2 separate regions of the Homo sapiens genome follow, and region 2 is linked to region 1. A link is an interaction called in ENCODE POLR2A ChIA-PET data of the cell type or tissue named here. Cell type or tissue: HepG2. All regions are shown on one strand.

Region 1 (2,500 bases):
TCCCCAGTGGGTCATCAGCTACATATACATCACATTCTTTTATCAAATCTGGCATTGAAATTTCCTTTTCCATATATAGGTTTAAAAAAATAAAATTAAAAAAGCCACAGGAGCAACCCTGACAGAGAAGTCTTGCATGCAGCCTTCTCCTGAGAAAGTATGTAATCTTAGTTATCCTCGAAGTCAGCAAGCGCTCTTGTACTGTTAATATTAAAAGGAACATAATAAAATGGCCCAGTCCAACTAAAACAGTCCTTGAGTCTATTGGTCAGTTCGTTAAATGTCAGAGCTTTTCACATTTTTGAAAAAAAAAAATGCGTCTCTTATTAAACTTTAAGGTATCCTGAATGCTCTATCAGCCAACATAAACGAGTTCCTTGGCGGGTATGTTAAACTTTACCACCTGTTTACATCCCCCTTCTTGGCAGAGATCACCAAACCAGTGGAGTCCCTGGCCAAGCCTCCTTTGTAATGGTAATAAGTTCCTTCCTTAAATAGAAACAAAACTTCTCTGTTTGACACTGAGCAAACAAAAAGCATGCACCCAAATATTTCTGGCCATGTTGGGGGCACAAGCACCCCCTTTCTACCCCCAAAGCCTGGCTTCTGCATTGCAGTGCTACAAAAGCCATTCGCATAGCTGTGTCAAAGCCTCCAAGCGAAGCCTCCGACCTCAGCATCCCACCATCCATTTGTCCCCTACTCTGGCTCTGACCACCAAGTACCATCCATTTACTTCTCGAGTATTGGGAATTGGGGGATGGTGCCCGAATTGGCCCTCTGTCCCCACCGGCCTCTCTGGCAAGTGCACAAAACGGCACTTCCCCTGAGGTGGGCTGGTGGGCCTCACGGAGAGGCGGCTCCTTAGGGCCAATGAGATGGTCTCTATATGCCCTGGACCTAGTCGGCAAATCGCTGCAGGAGACGGTCCTCCCGTCTCAGGCTGCCGCCCGCGCCGCCGCCCGCACTGTCCATGAAGCGGTCGCAGGGGAATTCGATGAGGTCCGCCTCACTGAGCGCGCACACGGTGGTGCGTGGCCGGTGCGACTGGAATCCCGAGAAGTCGGCGGACACGCCGGTGCCCATGGAGCGCAGGGGCCGTCGGGTGGAGTACATGTGCCGAACGTGGACCGGGGCCCCGCCCTTCCGCCTAGCCCGCAGTTTCCTACGCAGCCAGCGAGACGCCCAGGCCGCCAAGGCCAGGAGCACCAGCAGCGCGTTGACCGTCAGCAGGGCCAAGGTCAGCAGCTGGTAGTCGACGCCGCCCCGGCTCCCGGCCTCCGGTAGGGTGACCAGCCCCGCGCAGTGGTCCCGGGGAGCCACAGGGCAGACACGGCCCCCAAGCACGCCCTCCACGCACACCAGGTAGGGGGTGTCCCCGCGCAGCTCGCGCAGCGTGGCCGAGTCGCTGCTCTCAGGCAGGTAGACGAAGCGGTGGAACTTGGGCTGCTGGCCAAAGCGGTCAAAGAGCAGGCGGAAGCGCGCGCCGCCCAGCGGCCGGGGACTGCGGTGCTCGCGCACGGCCCAGCGCACCGAGGCGCTGTCTGCGCCCACCGCCTCCACCGTCAGGTTGCACAGAATGAACTTGTTGAAGTCGCATGGGTCGGACACCAGCGGCGGCAGCCCGGCCCCACCGTCGGACTGGGCGGCACGCTCCTGGTGCTCCGTGCCCAGACGATGCTTCGTCGCGCGCTGCCAGGGGTCGCCGGCGGGCGATGGCGCAGAGCCAGGAGAGGCCGTTGGGGTGGGCTCCGCGAGGGCGGGATCTGCCCGAGTCGGACGGCCCCGCTGGGGCTTCTTGTGCAGGTCTAGGGACTGTGGAGCCGGGCCCGCGGCGGCAGCGACGGAGGGGCTGGGCTGCTGGAGGCCCGGGCCCCGCCGACTCAGCCTTAGGGCGCTGCGGTTGCCTACCAGCTCCCTGGCGGCCCCATCCCAGGCCACCCCAGCTAGAAATCGCCCCTGCTGCTGGAGCTGCGGCTGCGGCGGCAGCTCCTCCGCGAGACCTGCAGGTGGCGTCATCTCCTCCCCTGCGGCCGTGGGTAGGGGCTGCCGCCTGCGGTCAGCGGTCAGGGAAGCTGAGGGCGAGGGATCCGCGCAGGATCCATTTTGCAGCTGCTGGTCATCCAGGTAATCCAGGTATTTGCCTCGCAGGGCCGGGGGGTGGCGACACTGCACGAAGACAGTGAGGAGCCGGCCCTGCGAGTGCCAGTCGCCCATCCAGCGCTTCAGGCCTCGCAGCCGGCAGTCGCAGGTCCAGCCGTTGCCGTCTAGATCCAGCCGATAAAGGGCTGGGCTGGCGGCGAAGATGTCCCCGGATAGGGCGCTGAGCGCGTTGTTGCGCAGGCTGAGCTCGCGCAGCCGGCCCAGGTGGCCGAAGGTGGCCGGGTGCAGGGCGGACAGCTCATTGCCGCTCAGGTCCAGCGCCTCCAGGCTGTGCAGAGGCTCCAGCAGCGCAGTTGGCAGCTGGCTCAGCCGATTACCCTCCAGGCGCAGCTCGCGC
Region 2 (2,500 bases), 530 kb after region 1:
GCAACTAACTCTAGGTGGAAACTTTACATGGTTTTTGGAAGAACATTCAAAAAGCAGGCTCAGGCTATAAATACAGTGGCAGGTTTTTAGGGACAAGCCACTGAACTGAACTAAAGGAAGAAAATTCTTATCCTAGGTCCCTGCCATCTGCTTGGAATTTGTGTTTCAGACCTTAATTTTACATTAGCTTTTTATTTACATTAACTTCTAATGGGCTTTATTCAGAAGCCTTCTTGATTTGTAATTCGGGTTAATATTTGAGGCTACTATGTGCATAGCATATAGTAAGCAGTCAATAAAAAGAACAAATAATCACATTTTCATGCTCATCAGATAATAGGCTTTGCTAGGTGCTGTCTGCACTTTTTTCTTTTTTTTTTTTTTTTTTTTTTTTTTTTTTTTTTTTTTTTTTGAGACGGAGTCTCGCTGTGTCTCCCAGGTTGGAGTGCAGTGGCGCGATCTCGGCTCACTGCAAGCTCCGCCTCCCGGGTTCATGCCATTCTCCTGCCTCAGCCTCCCAAGTAGCTGGGACTACAGGCGCCCGCCAACACACCCGGCTAATTTTTTGTATTTTTAGTAGAAACGGGGTTTCACCGTGTTAGCCAAGATGGTCTCGATCTCCTGACCTCGTGATCCGCCCGTCTCGGCCTCCCAAAGTGCTAGGATTACAGGCGTGAGCCACCGCGCCCGGCCTGCACTTTTTTCTAGAGGCCTCCTACCTGACATTCAAATTTGCCAGTAGAGTTTCTCTTCTTACCCCATAACAAGATTGTTTGCCCCAGTCAGAACTATTACCCCAGGTAAAAAGCCCTTTCCTTTGCTCTGCCCAGGAACTTTGTCAAGAGGAATGAATAGAAACCCCCAACATTCCCTAAGTTGGGACCTTGCGCTCTATTCTCTCAGAAAGCTCACAGTCACTGCCTTTGCTTCTCAAACAAAGCTTGTCTAAGCAAAGTAAAATTCGGCTCTGAGAACAAAAGCTTTGGGAACCAAAGGACAGTTGGCACCTCATCGCATGCAATAATTGTATACTTTTCAACACTGTGTGCTGATGCAATCTTTGCTTATTTAAAGCCTGGATTTCCTAGGGTTACTTGTACCTACTAGGCACTGAGACGTATTTGTTGGAGGAATGGTGAAATTAACAGACTCCTCTCTAAAATGAAAACTGTTTGTCAAGAGAAAAACCACTCGGTTATTTAGCTCATTTTATAACTGCATCTCTGTTTATCTAGTTGATTTAAGGAGGCACTCTGCTGTAACTGGAACAGCTCTCTTTTGAATGGTCCACCCTAATAATACCTTATGGCTGAGCTCTGAAAATCTTCAGGCCAGCCAACCCCAGAGGCCCGGCAGTCGGCTTGCTCGGCTTCCTGCCCACACTTAGCACAGTGCTGAGGTAGCTTTAGCCCGCATAGTACTCCTGGCCACACCATGTTCTTCCAAAGAGCTCAGCTCTCTCTGCCTCAGTTCCCTCATCTATAAAATGGGAGTGTTGGGAGGTTTAAAGAATACATGCGAGTCACTTATCGTGGTCTCTGGCACCCAGTAAGTATTCATTTGATGTTAGCATCTATTATTATCTTTTTGTGCCTCTCACTTGTATTTTTGTATCTAGCTTTTTCAGTCTTTTATTTTCTACCCTCTCTTCTTCATGGCTTTTTTTCTTTTGTCTCTTTTCTACCATCTCTTTCTTCTTCTCTCATTAATTATATGTAAGAGAAAATGAAATAAAGCCTGATGGTTATTTCCTTGAATGTATTCCATCCTGTAGCCAATACTGGTTTATACCCCTCGTTTGTTTAAAAAGTAAATGGATGACTTAGATGATTTAGATTTAGATTTCACACATTTTTCTCCTAGCTTTTAAAAAGTACTTTCTATTAAAGCTGTCATAACAAATGACCACAAACTTGGTGGCTTAAAACAACACAGATTTATTTGCTGGTGGTTTTGAAGGCTGGGAAGTCTGAAATCAAGGTATGGGCAGGGTTGGGTCCTTCTGGAGGCTCTGAAAGAGAAACTGCCCTGCAGCTCTCTCCTAGCTTCTTGTGGTTGCGGCAGTCCTTGGCGTTCTTTGTCTTGTAGACACACCACTCCAATCTCTGCCTCCATCTTCATATAGCCTTCTCTGTATGTCTCTGTATATCTGTCATCTTCTTATAAGGTTGCCAGCCATGGGATTTAGGGCCCATACTAATCCAGTATGATGTCGTCTTAATTATATCTTCAAAGACCCTATTTCCAAATAAGGTCATATGCACAGTGACCCAGGGTTAGGAGTGAAGCACACCTTTCGGGGGATATACGATGCAACCCGTTATAGGAACTGTAATTGACATTTTCAGGAACCCTCAATAGGAAGGATCTCTAGCCTCACCCTAAAGGATGCATTGTCAGTAATGTTAAAGTTTACAGTTTCATTAAAGATTTTTATGTCCATGAAAAAAGGTCTTTAGATGTAATCTAATTGCTCCTAAGTGTCAACCCCTTGGTCCAG

The links. ChIA-PET counts read pairs that join two places held together with the same protein. Peaks named below come from ENCODE experiments on the same cell type or tissue, not always from the same donor. Only the 100,000 strongest peaks of a DNase experiment are listed, where the experiment ranks them.
Region 2: POLR2A ChIA-PET joins it to region 1 with 7 read pairs; 2 of 35 experiments call an interaction of 5 or more read pairs at or near these places.

The regions. Positions count from the first base shown.
Region 1 is chr7:28,954,711-28,957,210 of GRCh38, forward strand. TRIL (TLR4 interactor with leucine rich repeats) reads right to left here. Exons shown (of 1, transcript NM_014817.4): 1 at 1-2,500. The coding sequence ends at 901. Among named protein-coding and RNA genes, the nearest start is that of TRIL, 2.4 kb to the right of the region's middle. In HepG2, CTCF peaks have their summits at 1,501 and 2,017 (motif pointing right); DNase peaks (open chromatin) are centred at 1,211, 1,481 and 2,001; H3K4me3 peaks cover 897 bases.
Region 2 is chr7:29,482,428-29,484,927 of GRCh38, forward strand. The region is part of intron 7 of CHN2 (chimerin 2); the gene reads left to right. Among named protein-coding and RNA genes, the nearest start is that of PRR15-DT, 80 kb to the right of the region's middle. In HepG2, no CTCF peak of the experiment used is centred here; a DNase peak (open chromatin) is centred at 984.